Regions from separate parts of the Homo sapiens genome. Here all the other regions are linked to region 2. The links are chromatin loops, found by intact Hi-C in ENCODE. Cell type or tissue: IMR-90. All regions are shown on one strand. Region 1 overlaps LOC124901404 (a long non-coding RNA gene). Region 2 overlaps TARID (TCF21 antisense RNA inducing promoter demethylation). Region 3 overlaps TARID (TCF21 antisense RNA inducing promoter demethylation). Region 4 overlaps TARID (TCF21 antisense RNA inducing promoter demethylation). Region 5 overlaps TARID (TCF21 antisense RNA inducing promoter demethylation).

Evidence for each region. A loop is a pair of places that touch in the nucleus more often than their neighbours do. Peaks named below come from ENCODE experiments on the same cell type or tissue, not always from the same donor. Only the 100,000 strongest peaks of a DNase experiment are listed, where the experiment ranks them.
Region 1: it touches region 2 in a loop (7-fold over the local background); 69 of 110 quality-filtered maps call a loop at or near these places.
Region 3: a loop joins it to region 2, with 6 times the contacts of the local background. A loop is called at or near these places in 3 of 110 quality-filtered maps.
Region 4: it touches region 2 in a loop (5-fold over the local background); 6 of 110 quality-filtered maps call a loop at or near these places.
Region 5: a loop joins it to region 2, with 8 times the contacts of the local background. A loop is called at or near these places in 28 of 110 quality-filtered maps.

What each region holds. Positions count from the first base shown.
Region 1 is chr6:134,094,953-134,099,952 of GRCh38, forward strand. The region is part of intron 2 of LOC124901404 (a long non-coding RNA gene); the gene reads left to right. Among named protein-coding and RNA genes, the nearest start is that of SLC2A12, 45 kb to the left of the region's middle. In IMR-90, a CTCF peak has its summit at 2,364 (motif pointing left); a DNase peak (open chromatin) is centred at 2,349; H3K27me3 peaks cover 576 bases.
Region 2 is chr6:133,566,154-133,571,153 of GRCh38, forward strand. TARID (TCF21 antisense RNA inducing promoter demethylation) reads right to left here. Exons shown (of 9, transcript NR_109982.1): 5 at 2,037-2,095. Among named protein-coding and RNA genes, the nearest start is that of EYA4-AS2, 110 kb to the left of the region's middle. In IMR-90, CTCF peaks have their summits at 2,898 and 3,617; DNase peaks (open chromatin) are centred at 1,708, 2,928 and 3,558; H3K4me3 peaks cover 695 bases; H3K27ac peaks cover 1,840 bases.
Region 3 is chr6:133,629,359-133,634,358 of GRCh38, forward strand. All of the region lies in intron 4 of TARID (TCF21 antisense RNA inducing promoter demethylation), which reads right to left. Among named protein-coding and RNA genes, the nearest start is that of EYA4-AS2, 180 kb to the left of the region's middle. In IMR-90, a CTCF peak has its summit at 2,267; DNase peaks (open chromatin) are centred at 2,293 and 3,063; H3K27ac peaks cover 2,382 bases.
Region 4 is chr6:133,705,182-133,710,181 of GRCh38, forward strand. All of the region lies in intron 4 of TARID (TCF21 antisense RNA inducing promoter demethylation), which reads right to left. Among named protein-coding and RNA genes, the nearest start is that of LINC01312, 110 kb to the right of the region's middle. RefSeq lists a silencer at 2,437-2,637. In IMR-90, no CTCF peak of the experiment used is centred here; DNase peaks (open chromatin) are centred at 100, 770 and 2,490; H3K27ac peaks cover 1,145 bases.
Region 5 is chr6:133,833,425-133,838,424 of GRCh38, forward strand. All of the region lies in intron 2 of TARID (TCF21 antisense RNA inducing promoter demethylation), which reads right to left. LINC01312 (long intergenic non-protein coding RNA 1312) reads left to right here. Exons shown (of 3, transcript NR_027030.1): 2 at 4,169-4,300. Among named protein-coding and RNA genes, the nearest start is that of LINC01312, 15 kb to the left of the region's middle. RefSeq lists a silencer at 4,541-4,590. In IMR-90, CTCF peaks have their summits at 2,621 (motif pointing left) and 4,515 (motif pointing right); no DNase peak of the experiment used is centred here; H3K27ac peaks cover 586 bases.

The sequences.
Region 1 (5,000 bases), 530 kb after region 2:
GCTCCCATGCCTGCCACTTGTCAACCCTCCTGTGTAACTGGCTCTGTTGGATACTCTTTTCCCAAGAATTTTAATAAGAAGTAGGAAGAGGATGGGTCAGAGACTCCTCACGGGTTGCCATCTTAAATAATGGAATAAAAATGAATACAGCTATGTAACTAGAATATATGTGGCTTATAGGAAGGGAATAATTTTCCATTTCTTACCTAATTTATAGCAGAGTACTAGACACATAGTAATTGTTCAGTAAATCTTTTTGATGGATCAAATCAGTTTCATCTAAACCATAGACAATCCCTTATTATCCAAATGGCATTTTTTGGCAACCAAAAAATAAATTTTACACCCATTTCCAAGGTAAAACTATCATGCTATAAGATATCAAGTTACTTGATATTTATTCATTTGATGTAAATTAGAACCAAACTCATATGCTTTTTTTTCTTTTTTTTTTTTTTTTTTGTTTTGAGATGGAGTCTCGCTCTATCTCCCAGGCTGGAGTGCAGTGGTACAATCTCAGCTCACTGCAACCTCTGCCTCCTGGGTTCAAGCAATTCTCCTGTCTCAGCCTCCTGAGTAGCTGGGACTACAGGCACATGCCACCATGCCCGGGTAATTTTTGTATTTTTTAGTAGAGACAGGGTTTTGCCATGTTGCGCAGGCTGGTCTCTAACTCCTGGCCTCAGGTGATCTGCTGGCCTCGGCCTCCCAAAGTGCTGGGATTACAGGCGTGAGCCACCACACCCAGCCCCAAACTCATGCATTTATTATGAAGATTAAATAAGAGTATTGCTTACAGTAGTCAGTATAATGTCACTATAACAGTAAGTATGTCTTACAGTTAATAAACATGAGCTTTTATTATAAGCCTCTTAGAATGTAAGTTCCTTCAAGGCAGGACTTTGACAGTTTTCATCAACCCTATAGCCCTAATATCTTAGTGCTTGGTATGCGTTTATTGAAAAAAATAAATTAGGAATGAATGAGTAAATGAACAAATTAAGTCACACAGAGCCAAACTTTCTGCCATCCACTTTGGAAAATTGTCTACTGGTTCTTATTATTTGTGTTTGGAACTAATAAGTCTCAGTACAAGTTTACCATTTTGCGGCACCAATACAAGTAATGAAAACCTCAGAATGATTAATCTCAAAATGAGTATAATCAGTTTATAAGAGATTAGTAAGTTGAAGGAGATATTCTCTGTCTAAACTTGTTCATGATTTTAAAACTCGTGACAGGCACTAACAGCAGGTAATTCCATATAAATTAGTACTTGAGCCCCAACAAAGTTGCTTAGAGAAGTTTCTTTTAATTTTAATATAAGGACTCCCTGAAATATTCAGCATTTATGGCATTGCTGACATTAGTTCATTACAAAAGTGATTTTAGCTACTACTATGGAAAACATAGAGTGAGCGAGAAAATCAAATACCTTGGGAAAATCAGGCAAGTAAATATTTACAAACGACATTTACATTACATAAGACAAATGATTTAAGGGATTTTTTTTCTATTAAATGATCTTATTTATCTTATTTTATGGTGTTTATACGACTTCAGTGAAACTGCAATATAATTAATGAGCTTAAAATTATAATTACCTTTTAGCTTTTAAATCTTATGATCTTATAGTACTTCAGTCCTGGGGAAAACATGTTTTGCATCTCTTTTTAAGTAACTACAATTTAAAATGTTGTCTTCATTTTTGAAAAACAAGTAAGAGGGCAGGTGCGGTGGCTCACACCGGTAATCCCAGCACTTTGGGAGGCCGAGGCGGGCGGATCATTTGAGGTCAGGAGTTCGAGACCAGCCTGGCCAACATGGCAAAACCCTGTCTCTACCAAAAATATAAAAAATTAGCTGGGTGTGGTGGTGCACACCTGTAATCCCAGCTACTCAAGAGGTTGAGGCAGGAGAATTGCTTGAACCCAGGAGGCGGAGGTTGCAGTAAGCCCAGATCGCACCACTGCACTCCACCCGGGTGGCGGGGCAGCGGGGATCAGAGCGAGATTCTGTCTCAAAAAAGAAAGAAAAAAAAAAAAAAGGCAAGTAAGCATACTTAATGTCTGTTGTCATGCAGACATTTTTTGTCTCTGATAAAATGAGTCCAATCAAAGTGTTGTTTCAGAAATCTTGTGATTTTAAGGTTTCTAGAATTTTCCTTCGCTACAAGTCTAACGCTAATGCTTGAAGGTTAGAGAGAAGTCATAAAATAATAAAGCAACAGTATCATTATATAAACAAAAACAAAAATCTTCTTTCAAAAAGCCTTAAGCAGCTCCTTTTTTCTCCAGTGCCAGAAAATTCTGGCCCTTGAATCATTTGCAGTGGGCTCACCAGACTTTTCCAAGCCAACATTGCCATCTGCTGGTGAAGTTGCTATAATAGCTTATAAAATGAAGTGATGGATGGAGAGCGGAGGCTTTGTTTTAGCTTTTGTTTTAGTTTGACTACCTTGCATAAAAAGTTCATTGAATGTAACAATATTTTAGTAGCAGAATTTAACTAACCTAGTGAGATTTTAACTAAAGCAAAAGAGAAACTAAAATTCTTTAAGAACTAAAATTCTTATGAATTTTATTCAAATTGGCTTCCTGAAAGAATTTCACAATTTGCTGCAGAGACTAAGAGCACGGATATGCATGGCTGTGCTGTTTCCTACCTGTGTGACCTTCATAAGCTCTCTGTACCTTTGCTTTCTCATCCATAAAATAGACATACTCAGGACAGTGCTTGGCACACAATATGTGCTCAGTGAATATTAGTTGTTATTATTATTAATATTTCTTCCTAAGGTAGACATGAAAGAAAGCTTCTTGGTTATTTTGGAACACTTCTGATTTCTAAGATATTAATCTGTTTGTTTTCATAATCTTACAATAGCAAAACATAATGGAAAGTCTGAAATTTTACTAAAGTTTTAATTTTTACTTCTTGAAATTATTTAAGATCTTAAAATATGTTTAATTGAGGGTCATTTCAAGTTATAACCCTTTTTAAAGCAGTATTTCTATCTTGAATGTTCACATGTTTCTACAAATCCAATTTATTATGGTGCCAAGATTTGAAACATATGTCTATAAGCAAATAAAAAATGGATAATGCTTTTAAAAATGCAGCATTTAATTACTAAAAACAGCTTCTAGAATGTGAATATTATTATAGAAGACAAATGGCCGAGCCATTCCCGGATCACATAGTCCCTGAGCCGGAATTCACTGTGACGTTCCCACACTGTTTCTTGTCTCCCGTCAGCCTCTTGTTCCCCTTTCTTCACTTTACAATTTTTTTCTGTAGGATCATGCCCTTTCCGGTGTAAATTTGCCTATCTTTTCTCAGCTGCTGCCAAATCTTCTCTTTATCAATTACCCTAATCAATACCAAAAAGGCCCAAGAGTAAAGCAGGCCCCTTGAAGTCCTCAGAAGGTCATGAGGAGGAGGAAATTCTTCCATATTAATATCTGTGTCTCAGTCACATACATATGCTACAAATCACAATGAACACACAGTGCAATTCAATTAATAACCCCTATTCCCCAGTGCCAGAGATGTGAGGAAACTGTTACCAGATGTTTCTGTCTTAACTCTATTAGAATCCAATTTTCTAGTCATTGTCTCCTTTTCTGAATCCCAATCTTGTTAAATCTGAATGGTCACTTTTCTTACATGAGGGCTTTTAGACTAATTACAGAGAACTGCTGCAACACATCTAACACTAGTGTTTAACGATCACACGCCTTCAAGTCCTCCCAGCCTGCTCCTTGGTGCTCTCATCCCACTAAGGATGATCCTTAGCAAACCACATGGCCTTTCATCGCATTACTCAGGTTGAAGCCATCTTTAGCTTCTCTTTTTGTCTCACGTCTCAAAGTCAGTCCATAGACAACTCAACAGCTCTGCATTCAAAATACAGCCCTCGTCTGACCTTTTTCATCTCCACCATCGCTAATACCCTAGGCAAGCTGCCATCTTCTTTCCCAGGACTACTGAAATGTCTTCTAATTCACTTTTTATAAGTGTCAACCAGATCATGAGCCTTCTCTCTTCTAACTCCTCAATGTCTCCATCTCATATTTCAGATTCCATCCAAAGTCCTTAGAATGGCCTCCAGGCTGCACAGAAACCGGGCAGGAATGACCTTATTTCCTTGGACCTTCTTCTTCCACACTGTGCCCAGTCTCACAAGACTTCTAACTCTGCCTGAACATTCCCACTTTAGAGTATTCGCACTTGCTGTTTTACCCACCTGGAGCGCTCTTCCCAGATGTTGCAATGACTTGCTTCCTCATATCACTCAGAACCTCTGCTTAAATGTGACTTCTACATCCAGGGCTCCCCGAAACATGCTAACAAAGGCAGCCATCCCCTTCCTCACTCCATCCCATTACACTCCATCCCTGAACCAGCTGAGCCCTATGTTAATTTGGAGCACCAGTCACTCCATGATATTATGGATTTATTTGTTGGTGGTATGCCTCTGCCCTAAGATGTCTACTTCATCAAGGTGGGGTCTTTGCCAGTTCTTCACAACTATACTCCCAGTGCCTACCAGATAGGAGGAATTTTCTAAAATTTATTGAGTTTGTGTGAGAATTATTGAAAAAAATGAAACTTTAGGGGCTCTATTGACTTTTTCTCAGATTTTACATTTAATTATCTAAAGTAATAATTATCACTTATAGAATACGTGCTAAGTGATAAATACTAAGCATTTAACACACATTATCTGACTTAATCCTCATAGTAATGCCAAAAGAATTACTGAATTGAATGTGTTTTCTTCGATTGCCTGGTGACCCTGGTTATCCATTCATTTTCAAAAGTTAAGAAAATTCTTATTATAAACTACTGAGAAAGGAAAGGAAAAAGAAAGTGCTTCATCAATACAAATAAGTAGCATAGATTTTCTCAGACACTGTGTAGATACATTTCCAAAACAAGCCTTTTCCCTGGATTTAAACTGGCTTAAGCTAGTCCAACCATTAGAAACAGATCAT
Region 2 (5,000 bases):
GTTCAAATAATTGTACCCACAGAGTAAGCACAGTCAACAAGTTTACCAAGATCAGACACCAGCACTCAGATAAACAATCTAAAAATATTCAATTCTGCTGGGGGATGGAGGGGAGAAGAAAGAAGCAAAGACAAAACTACAGGTATTTAATTTGAGTTTTACTATATTACAATTGTTACTTGTGCCTAATCAGAAATATATCTTGAGGTCTAAAAGTTTTAGAGTAATTATCATTTTTAAAATAAAAATGATAAAAATGGCTCTCCCAAAAAGCCATGAAGTGGCATCTATGATTTTCTACTTCACCCACCTAGATAACCCACCATCAGAAATCAGTCATCATTCTCACTGCTGACCACCAAACCTAGATTTTCCTCCAAAATATAGCACACCTGAGACTTATGGACAAAATGAACTTATAGCTTGAGTTACATGTTATAATATTCCAGGGTGCCTCTTTTTAATTCCATTTTGTATACTAAACTAAACACTATGGAACATTTTCCTAATTGGGGTATTGTTTCTTCTTATTTTTAATTTGTTTAAGCTCCTGACAGCCCATCTCAAACAGAAACTTAAAGGCTAGCCATGTAAGTGAATATAAATGAATTGACCTGGTCTCAGTTTATCTACAATTCATTTATTACAATGTACCTCAATCACTCATCAATTCATCCATTTACTCAGCAAAATATTGATAAATCACCTTTAAAAAACACCACAGGCACATCCTGTGCTAAGTACTAATAATACAAAAATAAATAAGAAGACATGGTCTCTGCTTTTAAGGGGCTCTAATAACAAATGAAAACAGTAGATACAAAAACAACTAACAAAACTCCAACAAGGGCTATAGTAGAGACATAAACAGAAGTGATTTCAGAGAACATAATGAGAATGTATTGTGAACTAGTTCATCTCAAATTAATTAAAATAATAATTGTAGGATTCTGGAATTGTGTATGGGTCTCCAAGCTACAAAGAGGGAGAGGATGTGCAGGTGGAGAAAAGCAGACTAATTTTCAAAATACTTTACTGCATCATTCAACCCAGTGTTCTGGGGATCTTTGGGCTCTGAACCAACTTGAATTGGGGATATGATTTTCATTTGCAGGATGTCAGTTTCCTATACAGTGGCATAGGCCATGAGCATGCCAAACCAAACAACAAACAAACAAACATAAAACACGGTGGGTGTGGAAACTTGGCTCTGTGAATTTCTTCCATACTTGCATTTATTAGGGCAGCTGCTCTTTCAGTCTCTGATTCACTTTGCTTCAGATCCCAGTCCCTTTTGGTTTTCTCTATTTGGATTTAATAACTGAGTCCTGGATCCTTTAATGCTAAATAATAGGCTGCATAGGGCACTGCCTCTGGTTATTACTTTGTCCATTACAACTATGCCCTAATACCAGGCCCAGGCCTGGGGATACTGCTGGCCACTTAACCCTTGGGGTAGAGGGAGGGAGATGCCACCCCATGACACTGCCACACCCAGAGCTTACACTTGGCATAGTTACACCTTTTCCAGCACTGACCACTCTCCCTGCATTTTGCATCCTCTCATTCCTGTTGCAATGTCCAGAGCCCTCATGATGCTTCCTTGCTCTCTGCTTCACATAATTCTTCATTCTCCCCAACCAGCGTTTTCTGAACAGTACCCAACATTCCAGACTTTTCCCACCCCCTCTTCCAGTTTCTGATCCTCATTTAAGTGAATGCCTCATCCTACCAAGGATTCAGTTTCTGCAGAGGAAAGTTGACTCATCTATAAGTCTCTAAGCAAATAGAAAATAAAATAAGTTTTAAAACAACAGATTGAAATCTCTGCCACCGAGGGCTCAACACGACCCTTTATGTAGCAGCGCGGGGCGCAGAAGGAATTCAGGGACCCTTTTCCCACTTGCAGTGACTTTTGATGCATGTGTTTCAGTAGCTTCTGGAGATGGGCTACGTGGAAATACAGAACGATTCTCAAGTAGATTTGAGACAACTCCGAGGAGTCTGAGAAATTTGGGGGAAGAATTTGAACTTGCCTGCAATTCCCAAGCAGTAGAGGAAGTTGGTCGGATGATTACTTGCAGGTTCGTGTTGTCTGTGAAAAAAACAAGTTTGATTAAATAATCAGCAAAACCTGGATAGTCAGAAAAGACTTGAGAGCAAGTGAGAAAATTCCAAGTATCCCCTCCATCTTTCTTTTAGTACCTAACACAGTACATGACACATAGAAGGAGCACCACAGATATCTGTTCGATTACACCCTGATTGCACTTACTGCTCTCTGAGGCCAAAAGATATAGGGTCGAACGTTTTGAGCAGAAAATAACTGGCTCAAGGCTGAGGAAAAACAACAGTAACACGAACCATAACAACAAAATCTACGCTGGGAGCGGTGGCTCACACCTGTAATCCCAGCACATTGGGAGACAGAGGCATGCGGATCACATGAGGCCAGGAGTTCGAGATTAGTCTGGCCAACATGGTGAAACCCTGTCTCTACTAAAAATACAAAAAAAAAAAAAAAAAAAAAATTTAGCTGGGCGTGGTGGCACACGCCTGTAATCCCAGCTACTGGGAAGACTGAGGCAGGAGAATCGCTTAAACCTGGGAAGCGGAGGTTACTGTGAGCCGAGATCGCGCATGGCACTCCAGCTTGGGCAACAGAGCGAAACTCCGTCTCAAAACAACAACAAAAACCTAAGGAGTGAGATAAGAATAAAGACGTTTCTTTATTCCTCATAAGAACCCCTCACCAGGTCCTTCCCTAGAAATAAGCTAATTATTGTTAAAATTTATTCAGTTAAAGGAAAAAACGCCATCAATCCTTTTCTTTCCTCCTTCCCTTCATTATTCAGGTTTCTGAAAGTCTTCCCACTGGCAATACCTCAGAAGGACACCAGAGGACGATGTATTTTAACTGTTCGGATTCTCTCTAAAACCCCATCTTTCTTTTTCAGAGTCTCAAATCTCAACTGACAAATTAACCTAAGAACTATTCCACGAAATAAAGTAGAAGCAGCATGCCTTGTAGAGAAGCCGTGGTATAATGTATTATACTTTAATATTAATATTGTATTTTACACAGAATTTCTGCGAACTGCATGAATACTGATGATTCCAAGCCTAAACAAGAGGGGGAGTACAATCACAACACTCTGGAGATTAGGTGCTTAAAGCTTTCGAAAACGGCAGCCCGCTTTGTTACTGTGGCCGGTTCCTGGCTGGGAACAGGCTCCTTTTCGGCACTACCTACTTGATACGTGTGATGTTGTCACAAACATCTAGAAAAAACATTAGTTCTCAGGAAAAGAATAACAGGAGACACGTATATTGCCATATGAAAACAAGTATACATACGTGTGTATGCATGTGTATATTTGTACAAATTATGACCCCCTCGAAAACCTATGATCAGTGTCTCAAATATTAACATTACAGATAGTATTCCATCATTCCTGACTGCAACTGACAGGAGTTTCACTGAGAAGTGAGGATCGGAGCTTTGGTGACTCAGCTCTTTGTAGTCACCCCAGCAGGGTGTGTCATATGAGGGCCACGGAGCATGCATCATCCTGAGGAAGGTGTTTAAAACCAGCTCCCCTCGATGAGACAATCTCAGCGCTCCCTCTAGCTAAACCTGGCCTTATTGCCCTAACTCTAGTACACCAGATTTAAATATGCTTCACATAAAATACATTTGTCAAAAAGTACTAGAAATTAAGCACTTAGAAGCAACATCCAACTTATTAATGAAACTATAATTTTTCCTCAATATCTCAGCAATGATGAAGTAAACTAACTTTAGGGTAGACGTTAAAGCGTTATTTGCCATACATTTTTGCAATTCTAGCCCTCTTTAAACCTACTTGCAGAAAGTTATTAGCCCCAATGTCCATAAAATCCTTCTAAAAGAAGCTAATTCTTCTTCCCCAGCACCCAAAGTTGTTTGTGTTTTCTGTGAAGATATATTTAATATTCAGAAATTACTCTGTGACTTGCAAAATACAACTGACTCAAAATATATAAGTAGTGGGAGGGATTCTAACCTATAAATAAAAACCTCTTAAGTCTCAAAACATTTTAAGTAATTTTAAAACATTTTAAAATTTTAGAAAATAATTTATTGAATTAAAATAGTCAGCAATTACTGGTTATTACTAACATGAGCAAAATCACTGACAATTCAACTAAATTAAATCTATGAAAATCTGGGATTTAAGAATAATGTATTTATAATTTCTACAGAGGACAAGCCATAAATATTTTAACTTGAGAGTCTCGCATATATACACATTGTGAGCTAAATTAATCAAAACACTTGCTTAAAAAATTAACTATGCTTGAGGTGTCATGGTAGAGATCATATTTTAATGTATCAGAAAGAGATTTGATGCTTGACTAATTTCATTTAAGTGCATATTTCTTGATTATCATCCAACATCCCAGAATCTTATTTCCCTCATCTGAACCAACAATTAGAAATAGAGCAAATATTATTAGACAACATCCATGAAAATATATTCAACTTCATTACCAAAGAAATGCAAATTACAATCTATATAAGAAAAATATAAAAATAATGAAGTATTTTTAAATCAATAAAATATATAGTTTTAATGAGCACATGATGAAACTAGTATATTCATACATTGCTAGTTTTAATAAATATTAAAGCAAGTCATTTTGTAAAACAATTTTGCAGCATAGTTCAAAATATAGGATTCCATTCATTCGGAAAATCCAGAAGTAATAACTGAGCACCTCCAATTCACCGATTTAGGGACTGGAAATGCAATGACCAGCGTAAAGTGACACACCATCCCCGTGCTCATATTGCTTGCTGTTCGGTATTATTTTAAATTGAAAGGAAATAGTTGTATGCAGGTGACTATTCTCTGATATTCTCTGAACATAATTTAAATGCCTAACAGTTGGAAAGGCAACAATTAAATTTTAGCTTATCAATATCCTGTAAAACTATATAACCAATAAAATGAGAA
Region 3 (5,000 bases), 63 kb after region 2:
AATGAAGATCTGGGACATCCCTGCAGGTAATAAAAAATAAGCAGTTGAGGTGCTTGTTGAAGGCAAAAGGAATACAGAATGAATAGTGGAAGAACATAGTTATAAATATCAATTATGGCTAATGATCAGCTGCAAAAATAAGGACTATAATAGTTACAGATTTTTTTCTTATTATGAATGTTTGTATATATATTTAGCAAATATTTTTGTGTTCTTTCCTCTCTTATCCCCTTTTCATCTAACATAGGCTGTATTAATAATAGTTAACTTTATATCACAATATTTACATTATAGAATATCAAGGAGAAAAGTGAACAGTACCCAAGACTTTGCATCCTCTTCTGAGGAAAGCGTTAGTGTGGTTTTGGTGGCATGGAAGATAGTTGTATCATATTAGATGGAAGTATGATTTTGCCATTATTTTTATTTGGAGATTAAGTATGGTTCCAGAAGATGTGTATGGATGTAAAATTGGCAAGATGTGGACTGTGGTGGTCAGTTTTACCTTGCAACCTGGCTAGGCTATAGTCCCCATTATTCAATCAAACTTCAATCACAATCTAGCTGTTGCGATGAAGGTATTTTGTAGATGTGCTTAAAGTCAATAATCAGTTGATGTTATGCAGGGAGATTATCCCAGATAGTCAGTGTGAGCCTGAATCAATCAGTCAAAGGCCTTAGGATCAGAACTGGGGCTTCCTTAAGGAAAAAGAAATTCTGCCTGTAGATAGCAACCTGAAATTATGCTCAGGACTCTCAGCTTGCCTTTCTTGGTTTGTCCTGTGGATTTCAGACTTGCTTTGACATCACCAAGAATTGCACAAGTCAATTCCTTGCAATAAATCTCTTAGTATCTCCTACTGATGTTGTTTCTCTGGTTGAATCCTTACTGATATAACTAAAAAAACAAAAACAAAAACAAGAAAATACCAAAAACTTCCTTGTCTTATAATCTTTCTTGTGTCAATATTAATTTGTTTACTCAATTTCTTTCTTCTTTAGAGAATAAATTTATTGAAATCAAGATCTGGATTTCTCAAGTCTTTGAAGCACTAAGCACAAGGCCTTATCTAAATGTATGCTCAGTGAACAATAGTTAAAGAAATCTCAGTTTTAAGTTTTTCTCTTGTTTTCTGGTTTTCATTAGCTATGAAGGACTTGATCTTGAGGCAGATGTGGCTGTGGAGGACAAGCAAGTATTTCAGGCTTAAAATTACATTTCATTCCTAACATGTTTTCATTTGTAAATTATTCTTTGTCTCCACTAATTTGCCACAAAAAGTAATCTTACAAATGGCTTTCAAGTGTCACTAGGCCAATAGTAACTGAATTTATATTTCTAAATTCGTTGCCACAACTCACTTTTCCCCTTAAATATTTTTATCCTAGCCTTTTACTTTCATTCCAATTATCTTGGCTGATGTATTCATAAGTATCTTCCTCCAGAAAACTTATCTAGGCAATTTGGTACACATCATTTAAACTGAGGAATCCATTTCCTTGCTTATTCATTCATCCCTCAAGTAATTACCAAGTATCCACTATGTGTAAGGCACTAGGCTACATAATTTAGTGTGTCGGGGCTTCTTAATGACCTAATCCAATTATTATCCTGTGACAAAAACTAATCATAAAAACATAAAAACAAAAGCCTTTGCCCAAATTTGCCCAATTAAGTATTTTCATGTTGGTTAATCTTTGAGTCTTTCTCCTCTAAATTTGGGTTAGATTAATTCTATAAAAAAGGCTAAGCATATTTTTGAACTGCCCTTGTGGTTTCTTTCTACAGCAAACAGACACACAAACACACACACCTAAACTTTTCTAGATGTTCATATTACTGAAAATGAACTCATGCACCCACACAGATAGACCATTTTGACGTGTCCATATAACATTGGCCATAAACAATCACATATTTGCATAAAGTCTGGTGGTATAGTCTTTCCATTTTTATTCTTTTCAAAATATTGGAAGAAGTAGCAGTCAGACTTCCAGAGAAATTTCCCTTTGAGGGTTAAAATCATGTGCTCCCCAAATCCAGTCTGGAGCCCTCCTTCTCCACCAGGAAAGACCAGCTCAGAGCAAGGTTCTGAAATGGATCCATCAGATGATATTGACCACAAAGAAACAGCCATGAAGCCTGCAGTAGTCCCATGCCTGGAGTCATAACACAAATAATATCCTAGAAATGCTCCACCCTGCCTTGGACGGGGTCCTGGAGTGAGATTATTCTGCATTCCATGCTATAGAGGGCTGTGTTGCAGTCAAATTCCTGAGCATGACCACTGCCACAATGCAACTGTTTACTCCATCTCTAAATGTCACATCAACATGACCTTACAGAGGTATTTGTTTGTGTGACTCCTCATAGCAGGACCTTCTCTGTGGCTGGGACATTATGAGCTGTTAGTAAATATGAGAGTAATAGGAGAAGAAGGAAGAAAATTGAATGCCAAACAAACAAAAAGAATGGGGAAAAAGGAAGGAAAGAAGAAGAGATGAAAAAAGAAAAAATATGACAATAATAAAAGTAACATCTAAGGGCTTAATGTGTGTCAGGCAATAGTCTGAAATTCAAATGTTTACATGTTAATTCACTTAGTCCTCATAATTTCCTGGAAAATGTTACTATTATTATCTCCAGTTTCTAGATCAGGAAACTGGGCACAGAAAAATGAGAGAGCTTGCAAAGTTAAGGAGGAGCTGGGATTTGAACTCAGAAAGTCTCACTGCAGAACCTGAACTTATAAATGCTACACTCTTCTACCTCTAAATAAAAAACAATAACAGTGAAATTAAGTGGAAAAAGGCAAAGAATTGGAAGAATTCACTCAATAAACATTTCATTCAATAAATATTTATTAAGCAATTCAGAAAGATACAACTTCTGTAATCAAAGAGCTTGCAATTAAGTGGAAGAGAGAAAATGAAAGAAACAGAAAATGAAAGAATGCAACAGAGTAAAAGATTACAGGAGAACTTTATGCTGTACCAGGTCTCAGATTCATACTGGAGAAAGCAGCTATATCTGCCCAGGGGATGGTGTTGCGAGAGTTTCTACAGGAAGCAATATCTGGGCTGACTCAGAGAACCAACACTGGCAGCCGTAAAAACTGTGGGTTGGGAGAGGTGAGGCCTGAAAGGGGGACAATTAGGGTCTGCTGTAACACAGCATGTGAGAGCTGGTGAGGACCAGGCAGGAGCATTGACAGCTGGATTAAAGAGGGTGGGAAAAACTGAGATTAGATTAGGAGGAAGAATTGTCAAGAGCTCTTCATCAACATTAAAAAGGGATGTTGTGAGATGGTTCCCAGGTTTCTGACTTGGGCAACTTGATGATGCTGCCAATTTACCCAGAGAGGAAACAGAAGACAAAGAGAACTTTAAGGGTATTAGAAGAAGAAAGATGAGATAAAGATGATAAGCTATTGATTTTTGAGTTTGAAATCTCCATAAAGCTTCTAGGTTGAGATGTCTAGGAGCTGTATGGCAGAGTATACAAATCTGGCCAATATTAGTATATCACTTGCAATTAAATCCTTCAGAGTAGAAGGATCTAATTCTCTCTATTGAGAGAATATGGGTAATGAAAGAACAGTAAAGGATGGAACTCTAGAAAACAGTGCACAAAGGACAAAGAAGTTGAAGAGTAAGATAATCTATCACTCAAACCAAGGGGACTTCCACTTACAAAAAGATCAGTAATGATGTCAAATGCAACAGATGGCCACTTACAATACACAAGGCGAAGCATTCGTGGAATTTGCTGTCAGGTGATTATTGGCACCTAGAGCCTGGAGGGCAAGCTCTTGAAGAGAAGAGGATAACTTTCCCCATAAAAGAAAAAGAAAACAGAAGAACACACAAGATAAAGATGAATCTGTCAGTGTTTTAAATGGAGGGCAAAAGTTGAGGATAAACTATGAATTAGAGAGTGAACTTCATACTGAAATGTTAATGGAATCAATGACAGTGGTGAATATTTGAAATATCCACTGAGGGAAAAGGACAATTTAAAAGGTTGTCAGATGACAAAGAAGCCCACTTGGTACTGAGAAGGATCAATTTGCAGATGCACTGATCTGTGTCCTATCAGACTCCCTTCAGCAATCCCCCCTCGCAACAGGAGTTTGTGATTAGAGGGTGGGAACTTGGGTTTTAAGAATTAGTGGTGGAACATTATGAATGCTCAAAAGGAAAGGGAAAGAGTTAATGAGAAATGTCTATTTTCTGATTATCAATTGTTAAATTAAACATCTATTGAACACCTGTGTTGTGCTCTGTGGAGGGTGATTATTCAACTAATCATAAGCTTCACTGAACACCTACCATGTATGCTATACTATCTTAGGCACTGAACTTTCAAAGCTCTATGACACCTACCTTTAGGGTGCTTACAGTCTAATGGAAGAATCACATAAGAAAACCACAACATCAAAGCAATGTGGAAGGGGCTATGATAGAAGTAGGCCCAGGATGCTGGTGGATTGTAGAGAAGGGAAGTCTAAAACCAGATTGGGAAAGGAGGGAAAGAAGGAAGATTTTCTGATGAAGCCATGCCTGAGAGGTAATGACAACTAGGAGTTAGTCAGATTAGTGCTTGGGTGAGGCCTAAGAAGACACTTATGAAGCTGAGAAGACAAGGAGGGCTAGATCAAAATAAACTTTATAAACCATGTTAAGGAATTTGGATCTTATCCATTCATTATCCCTTTTTAAATCATATTACTCCTAACAGCAATTGTGAGCAAGTATTTATCCTCTGAAGATAGAGGAACATCACCTGAAATGGTTGTAGCTCATGTTAAAATTTCTGGAGCTTCCAGGTTTAAAAACAAATGTGAATTTTGTAACCTACTCTATATTATATCAATTTTAGTAGACTTTGAATTATTTACCTTCAAATAAATTAATCTTTAAGAAGATGCACCATGGTCCTCCTGGAGCTTCTTGTCTGTGAATGATGGCGGTAGGTGAAGAAGAAATCATTGAATTAT
Region 4 (5,000 bases), 140 kb after region 2:
ATTAAGCAAAGGAAATTGGAAGATAAATTTATGACTACAGTTTCTGGGGAATAAACTTGAGGCCAGTTGGATATGACTTGAGTGAAGTAACGGTGGTGCAATAGAGCAGTGAAATCAGAACAGTCTAACTAGCCAATAAGGATGAATCATAATGCAATATAATCCTAGGTTTGGAGGGATTTTAAAGGCCATCTAGCCCAGCAGCATGATTTATACTATAGAATATTTTAGCTCAGCAATAGAAAACCAAAATTGTGAAGTTTTTTGTTTTTTAGAACCAATCCAAATTGTTCTGGCAAAATCAGACGTGTATTCTAAGCTCAAATTCCAATATATTAGTTTTTTGATCTATAATCTGTGGATGCACCACAAAGGGAATCAAGGGGCCCTTTGAAGTGGAATGCAAAATTTTGTGGGATTGTGTGCATTTACGCTTTTGTCTGATACAGTAAATATTGATCAATATCACACAAATAAACAAAAGGTCTTTGGAATCCTCAGTATTATAAAAATGTTTAAAAGAGTCCTGAGATCAAAGAGTTTGAGAACTATTGTTTTATACATTACTGTTATTTTTCATTTCCTCCACAAAATAAATTCTAGTACAGTCACATGCCACATAACATTTCCGTTCATGACAGACCACATATACAACAGTGGTCTCATAAGATTTTTTATACCATACTTTAACTGGGTGGAGTTTAGCTGCACCTACTGCAATTTTCTCAGAATAATATGGAGATTGTTGATACAACTTAGTCAGAGAATTGGAATGAAATGAACATCCAGAAGGCCTGTAGTGACAGTGGTGGAAGCAGTTGTTACACAGACAGCTTGCCAGGTGACCCTAGCTGGCTCTAAATGAACATGCTTTGGAAAAGAAAAAAAATGGAAAAGTAGAATGGCAGGAGAAAAAACATGAAACACAGGAGACACCAATCTCTCGAGGCAAGGGTATTCTCGATGTTTCTCATTGCCACTGCTTTTCAAAACAAAGCACTAAAGGAAGACTGCTATGGCTAGAATGTTTGCCCCCTCCTAAACTCATGCTGGAATTTAATTCTCACTGTAGCAATATTAAGGAGGGCCTTTACGAGACGATTAGGTCATGAGAGCCCTGCCCTCATGAGTGGATTAAGACTGTGATTGTGGGAGTGGGCTCCTGATAAAAGGATAAGCTCATCCCCCATTTGCTGTCTGTCTTGTGTGCTCACTTGCCCTTCTGCCATGTTATGATGCAGCAAGAAGGCCCTCACTAGATGTAGATCCTCGATCTTGGACTTCTCAGCCTGTAGAACCTTAAACCAAATCTCTTTCCTTTATAAATTACCTGATTTGTGGTATTCTGTGGCAGTAGCAGAAAACAGACAAAGAAGATCCTTTATGGATTTTTTTGTTTTGCTGGAAAATAACATTTTAGGAGACAGCTGTTTTGTAATTGACCTTATGGGGCTTAAAGTTTGAGAACCATATTTATATTAAATGCAATTTCACATTCTGTCACAGTTTCTGTTACTGTTTTCACAAAGAGTTAACTTAAAATACTAAAAAGAAGAGAAAGGTAATTTCTCTTCTGATTTTCTACTATGGGAACAAATTGAAAATTGAATGATGTAATGTATTTACAGTAATGTATATATATGCTGTATTTACTTGTGTTCACATAATCTAAATTAACAAATGTTGTAGGAGAAGCATGTTTGAAGTCAGGCAGACTTATGTTTGAATAAGTGTGATCTTGGGAAAGTACTTAATATTTCTTGATATTTGCTTCTTCATCTATAAAGTGGAATGTGAAATAGCTCCCTAGCAGAATTGTGGTAAGATTTGGAACAAGAGATGTAAAGGACCCTAAGTACCACACTGGAAATAGTCTATAAACTCAGTAAGTGTTTGCATATTACTTTTATTGCCACTATTACTAATTCATTGTTATTGCTGATGATTTAACAAAAGACTTATTTTAAAGTATGGATACAGTAGATTTGACAATTTTTCTATGAGTGCATTCAAAAACAATATAACACTAAAGCAAGTTACAGAAAACCACCATAATGCTCTTATCAGCAGCAGCAATAAACATATGTTTAGTACACACTATCCATAGAAAACATCTAGGTCTCAAATATATAATAATTTAGAAACAAATAGCTTGTTCTTAAGAAATTTTATAAGCTGTATGTCGAAGGACAATGTGTTATTTTTATCAGGGGCAACAAGCATGCTTTGCCTGTTCCCCTGTATCCCATGCTGGAGCTGGAATCAAGGAGCACTTCTTCCAGAATCCCTTGCCAGCAGGATTCTGGTTCAGAGCCTGAGAACAAGAGGCATTTACATGGAGTGTGAAAGGCTGAGGGAAGGCAGAGCCATTACTACCCCTCTAGCAAGTGGCTTTGACAGATGGTGCAGTTCTGTTGTGGTGTGAGCAATTTCCTTCAAATCACTCACTGATGGTGTGGGCAGCTGAAATCTTGACTGTGGTTTCCTGTGATTTCTGAAAGCTACTGTGGGTTTCCTCAGCAACAAATTCGGCGTATTCTGTTTATTACTGCTGGTAATACTTAAAATTGTTTCTGTATTGCTGAGCCGTCTATGAGTTAAAATGCTTAATAAAGTATCTGAATGACGTTACTTCAAGATGACTCACTAATCAGGGATGAACCAAGAAAATTAACAACGAACTCAAAATAAGGCAACCTGGTTTTGTATACAAATCTGCAATCATATAAGCATAAGTCAAAAATGTCATTCTACACATGTGTTTTCCTATTTGTCAAATGTAGATACTTAGAAAATTCTCACTTAATTCACTGAGCTTACATGAAGATTAAAACCATAACATTGAGGAAAATGTTGTGAAGACTGGAAACTCAAAGTGTCATATTGACCTACCACATTTATAAGTTTAGAATATCTCTCTTGTTTTCCTTCAGTTTAATTATTATAATAATAGCCTATACTAACTCAATCAACCCCCTGATAAAATTAATGTGCATCTTTAATATCACTTGAATTAATAAAACTCAATTATATGTAGCATATAGTATTCAAAATTCTGTAGACTTAAGTATATGGTATATTTGTTTATAACAAAATTTTACCATATCCTCAAGCTTCTACTTTAAATCTCAGAATGTAAATATAAAATTCAGAAAGTCTATTCTCAGATGCTTCCCTCTTCTTCATTATTCTATATTTATTGGAGGCATATAATTCATTTATTAATCATTTATTTATTAATGATTTTCTCAAATTTCTGTACTAGTATTTTTTTCCTTTCTATAAGGTTCATAGTAATTGCCTTCATCTTTGATGATATTTTATACATAAGTCAGACTCATTCATTATCTTCAACATCATCCTACTTTCCCTAATTCACCACCACTGTATCTGTTCACTATATTCATTTCTAATTAGGTGAAATGTACATATTTTAACATAATATAGTTATTAATATAATATTCTGATATAACACACAGGTTTTATTTCATCCTTGAAAGTTTCTATGAAAATCATCTTCCTAGAAATAGAAGAGCTGACAATAACAAGCCCTAAACCTAAGCTAAGAAACCTGAATCCTAGTTCTGCCTGTGTCATTAACTATGGACCTTGGGTAAGTTGCCTAACTGTTTTGTTATCCATAGGAGTTAAGTCATTAGACCATATCATTTCTTTCTTTTTTCTTTTTTTTAACTTTTATTTTAGGTTCGGGGTACATGTACAGGTTGGTTATATAGGTAAACTTGTTGCACAGGGATTTGTTGTACAGAATATTTTGGCACCCAGGTACTAAGCTTAATACTCAATAGTTATTTTTTCTGATGCTCTCCCTCCTCCCACCCTCCATCCTCAAGTGGACCCCAATGTCTATTGTTCCTCTCTTTGTGTTCATGAGTTATCATTTAGTTCCCACTTATATGTGAGATGTATTTGGTTTTCTGTTCATGTGTTAGTTTATTAATGATAATGGCCTCCAGCTCCATCCATGTTCCTGAGAAAGACATTATCTTCTTATTTATTATGACTGCATAGTATTCCATGGTGTATATGTACCACATTTTCTTCATTCAGTCTGTCATTTATGGGCATTTAGGTTGACATCATGTCTTTGCTTTTGTGAATAGTGCTTCAATGAACATTCACATGCATGTGTCTTTATGGTAGAATGATTTATATTTCTCTGGGTATATACCCAGTAATGGGATTGCTAGGTCATGTGATAGTTCTGCTTTTAACTCTTTGAGGATTGGCATACTGCTTTCCACAATGGTTGAACAAATTCACACTCCCACCAACAGTGTATAAGCATTGCCTTTTCTCTGCAACCTCCCCAGAATCTGTTATATTTTGATTTTTTAATAACAGTCATTCTGAATTGGTGTGAGATGGTATCTCATTGTGGTTTTGATTTACATTTCTCTAATGATACTGAGCTTTTTTCATAGGCTTGGTGGTCACATGTATGTTTTCTTTTGAAAAGTGTCTGTTCATGTCCTTTGCCTACTTTTTAATGGGATTGTTTTTTGCTTGTAAATTTGTTTAAGTTTCTTATAGATGCTGGATAATAGACCTTTGTTGGATGCACAGTTTGCAAATATTTTCTTCCATTTTGTAGGTTGTCTGTTTACTCTATTGATAGTTTCTTTTGCTGTGAAGAAGCTTTTTACTTGAATTAGATCCCACTTGTCAATTTTTGCTTTTGTTGCAATTGCTTTTGACATATTTGTCATGAAACCTTTGCCCGTTCTTATGTTGAGAAACATATTGCCTGTGTTATCTTCTAGGGTTTTTATAATTGGGGGTTTTACATTTAAGTATTTAATTCATCTTGAGTTGATTTTTGTATATGGTGTAAGAAAGGGGTCCAGTTTCAATCTTCTGCATATTACACCATATTATGTCTAAGTTACTTCCAGTTGTAAATTTTCTTTTTATTTACATATTTATTGCACATATACTATTGCAAATTTGTTGCAAAATATTTGTACTAAGTACTATGA
Region 5 (5,000 bases), 270 kb after region 2:
ATATATACATATATATAGATATATATATAGATATATATATACATATATATATAGATATATATATAGATATATATACATATATATATAGATATATATATAGATATATATATACATATATATATAGATATATATATAGATATGCACACATTTATTTTACTCTGAACTATCTAGGATGTTTTTTCTAGAAAGGAGAAATATACAAATATACAAAATGTACAAATACATTTTGAAGAGGAAAACAGTTTTAAAAGACTTTTAAGTATTCTAGAAATCTTAGAAATGACAAGTTTAGATATCATGAGATTAAAGAGAAATAACCGTGATTTTTTAAAAATGATCCTGGGAATGAAAGAGGTGGGTCTTCAATACACTAACATTTAAATTCTCAGCTTCAGGAGAAATTGAGTTTTCATTCATGCTCTGAACCCTCTTCCCTTGGCAATGAAGCCTCAGCATCCCTTTGCTTCTCCTGTGCCCTCAAGTGAGAACTGAGTTATGGCTGGCTGTCTCAGGAAGAAAATAACTATTACAAGACATAAGATGGGCTGGGGTGGGGGAGGGCTAAGGAAAGGCCTGCCATTTAGCTTGTAAAGTGCAGCAGCTGTGGCCTGTTTTCACTAATATCTGACATGTTTCTTTGGCCACTCGCCAAATTGAGCTGTACCCAACACTTCTCCCATCCTTCCTGTGCCTCCAGGATCCTTTGTAAATGCTACTTGAGACTCCAGTCTACTCCAAATCAATCCCCTTGGTTCCTTCCTCCCCTTAATGCACAGGCATCCCACCCTAATTAATTAACCCAACACCAGCTTCATCCAGGACCTTCCCACACTTTGCCCCTTCACGCAGCCCAGAAACATCAGCACATTCCTGACTTCATCACTTGTCAACTCCCTTTCTGTTAAAGACCAGTGTCCCCTTTCGCTGACCTGGCCTCTGATTTGATCTCACTTTAAAGTATCCCACTTTAAGAGACAGTAACAAATGCTGCCTTTTTCCTGTTTGGTTTGTTTATTCATGTTCACTCAGTCTATTATAATTAAAGACCAAGGGAATTCTAAGAAGAGCCCAGGAAGATGGTTTATGCATTTGATATGTGGATAAATCCAATACTGGATTTGTAACAAAGTTCACTTCACCTATTGCTAACTGTGTGAACTTGGGTGAGTTTCCTAAGCTCTTGTCATTCATTCAAATACTTATTGAGTGCCTGTTACTATGCCACGTTCTATTGTAAATGCTGATGCTGCAATTTAAACAGGGAAGCAAAAATACCTGCCCTCTGTGATGTTTATATCTTAAAGAGGAAAAGTAACTGTTAATAAATAGGTGGATTTAAAAATATAGACATTTAAGAAAAAATATAAGGAATGAGAGAAGAAGAATAGGGAGTGTCAAGATTAGGAGTAGAAAGGAAGGTAGCAACTTGGAATAGACCAGTCCCTAACTTCCTGATGCGATGTTTCACCAGGCCTGAGGTCATGCAGATAGCTGAGAAAAAAAAGCATTCCCAAAAGAGGAAACAGCAAGTGCAAAAGCCCTGAGACAGAAGAGTGTTGCCTGGCTTGTTGGGCAAAGAGACAGCTATGGCTGGCAGAGAACAAGAAAGCAGCAGCAGTTGATGTCAGAGTAACAGGGAGCTAGAACTCAGAGGGCCTTGTACATGATAATAAAGAGTGTGGATTTTACTTTGATAGAAATGGGAACTCACTAAAGGATACTGAATAAGAGTAACATGATTGGATTTACCTCTAAAGAATCTCAACTAACTCCTCTGTAAGAGTGTAGAATGTATAATAACAAGAGTGGCGAAGACTAGCCTGCCTGCTCAAATCCCAGTGCCACCACTTACTACCAGTGTGACTTTAAGCTAATTGTTTAACCTTCCTAAGCTTTGATTTTCTCATTTTTTCCTTTTTTTTTTCTTTTTTACAGAGGTAATCAAAAGTGTTCTCATTTTTAAGGTGGAATTGATAGTAGTTCCTCTTTTGTAAGGTTAAGAAAAAATAAATCAAATAGTGCATACTGAGGTGTTTAGCGCAGTGGATACCACCTAGAAAGCCTGACACACGCTGATATTATCAGGCTGGTGAGAATCAAGTTCTATAATGTATGTGCGGTATTTGCTTGTGTTGTCCAGCATAGTGGCATAGTGAGCACTTACATGTCATCTACTATCAGTTACTAGCATTACCAACTACTAACCCACTGGCTGTTTTAAAGTAATTTTGTACCTTTAAAAATTTTATAATATACCACCTTAAAAGAATCAGAATAGCAAAAGTTCACAGATAATTTTCAGATGTCTCTGAACCTTCTTATTCAAAGTACTCTGCAAAGCACTAGAAAGGCATATGTACTTGGGTAAAAGAGTAAACACACACTGTCTCTCTCTTTCTGTTTTATCATATATATAAAATAAAACAGAGATATACATAATTATCTATATATTAAACATATATATCTTTATGTATATATCTTCCCCTTTAAAAATTACTGATATATATAGAGAGAGAATTTTATAGATAATTTTTAAAGAAGGGGAAATTATCTATATATAGATAATATTTTAAAGAAGAGGAAAGAGTTAGTTAAGACAAGTTTCTGTGTGTTGCTGACCCCTGTTGGGTGGAAAAATTAAAATTGGTCTTCTGAAAGAAAGAAAAGTGAATTCTCAACTCCCTGTACATGATCCTGACCGGGAACCTACTCTCATCCATTTCACTGATTCCACGTGTATGGCCATGGATGGGGACATTGGAGGCCTACTGGTTCTTCGAAGCCCTACTGGTTCTTCGAAGACCTGCTTCATTACCCAAATGTTATGCAGCTCATACCTCATTTCTTTCCTGAGACCTAGACTACCTTAAACTGAGAGGGAGGATCTCATCTTTCTTTCCCTTGCCCACCATACTCACACACACAGACATACTGACATACTCCCAAAACAAACACATGTCCCCCAAGCTTAAGTCTCTTAGGAAACAACCACATATCCTAATCTGGTCTTGATAGTCAGCTCACGAGAACAAAGGAGAGGAAGATTAATGTAGAAACCTGCACTAAAGGCTGAGTACAGTGGCTCAGGCCTGTAATCCCAACACTTTAGGAGGCCAAGGCAGGTGGGTCACCTGAGGTCAGGAGTTCTAGACCAGCCTGGCTAACATGGCGAAACCCATCTCTACTAAAAATACAAAAGTTAGGTGGGTGTGGTGGCGGATGCCTGTAATCCCAGCCACTCGGGAGGCTGAGACAGGAGAATCGCTTGAACCCGGGAGGTGGAGGTTGCAGTGGGACGAGATTGCACCACTGTACTCCAGCCTGGGCGACAGAGCAAGACTCCGTCAAAAAAAAAAAAAAAAGAAAGAAAAAAACCTGCACTAGAATAAGTCCTAGTTCTTTCTTTTCTTTAAAGACAGACAAAATGCGATGTTTTAATTCTCATTTTACCTAATAATAAAGAAAAGATGTACCATTAAAATCAAGTAGGAAATTATCCTTGTCTTATTGTCACTTTTTTAAAAATTGTGCTATTCTGCACAGACCAGTTTCTCTAGAATGTTCCCTTGCTGACTTTTCCTCTAGTAGTATCAGTTATACCGAAAATCAGTCGTACTCTTACTTTATTTTACTGGGCACTATCAAACTTAACAGAAGAGGTATATAAAGGCAGGGAGAACTACCATTGATATAAGGCCTCTTCCGGACCGAAACGCGCAGCCGCACCTCTCTGTTCCGTCAGGTGGAATAGGCCCCCGACCCGGGATCTCTACCCAAAAGGAGGCGGTTAGAACACAGGTGTCCTATTCCCTTTAGTCCTCCATCCTTTACTAGACAAAGCTGCGCAATTAGAATAATAAAATGCAGCCGGGAGAAATTGTTAACGCTTGTAATCCCAGCATTTTGAGAGGCTGAGGCTGAAGGATCGCTTGAGTCCAGGAGTTCAAGCCTGCAGTGAGCTATGATCGGACCATTGTACTTCAGCATGGGCGACAGAATGAGACCCTGTCTTTAATAATAATAATAATAATAATAATAATAATAATAATAAATCCAAAACATCAAGAAATTGGTTGTGCCCTTTTAAAATACACTTAGAAGGGGAACGGTTAGAAATCTTAATTTCAGGGATATTTTACTCCTAAACCTATTCTTTTTGTTTTTGCAGAGATTGATCATGCCTACAATGACAACTGGAAAACAGAAATGAAACCATATAAGCCAAGCACTCACGCAATCTTTGTCCTCCCAGTTGACTTAAGAACACTTGTGAAGAAAATGTGGCGTCTTTAGATCTCAGGTAAGGGATCCGGAGCACTGTTTTTCCTGATACACCTCCATCCTGCAGGGTAGTTGGGAGTGAGGTGTGCTGAGAAGGAACAAGTTGTCCGCTTTAACTTGACAAGGCACGGCTTCCCCCGCCTCCTACTTGAAGTATTCTAGTTGCTGAAATAAATGTTCAGGTGTTTTGGGTTTTGTCTCTTCCAGCTCCGCCCGTCTGCGCCTCTCCAGCAGAGGGCGCCTTTTCCACTGGGTCTCACTGTGGGCTGCTGGGAGTTTTATTCGGTTTGGGCCGGGAAGGAGCTGTGCTGGATCCGCGCCCCCTGCCTTGGCGCCGCCTCTGGCCCCCTGAGCCGTGGCCCATCCCATGCAGAATCAATCGGGGCTCCTCACTCCCGCGCCTGCTCCCCGGGGGCTGAATCCGCCCGCCCGGGGGCCAGGTGCCGTTGAGATCCCAGGCGCTCCACCTGGAGGCCCTATCTGGATCGAAACTCGCACTCGCCCCGCCCTCTTGTTACCAGTTCTCTCCGGGCTTGTGGAAAGAGTTCCCCAACCCGGGATATATACCCGAGAGGAGGTTAGGACACAGGTGTCCTATTCCCTTGCATCCTCCATCTTCTCCTACTCTGTTACTCTCCTCTTTTGTTAGTTTGATGGTGCCCAGTGAAATAAAGCAAAAGAATACAACTGATTTTCAGTGTAACTGATACTACCAGAGG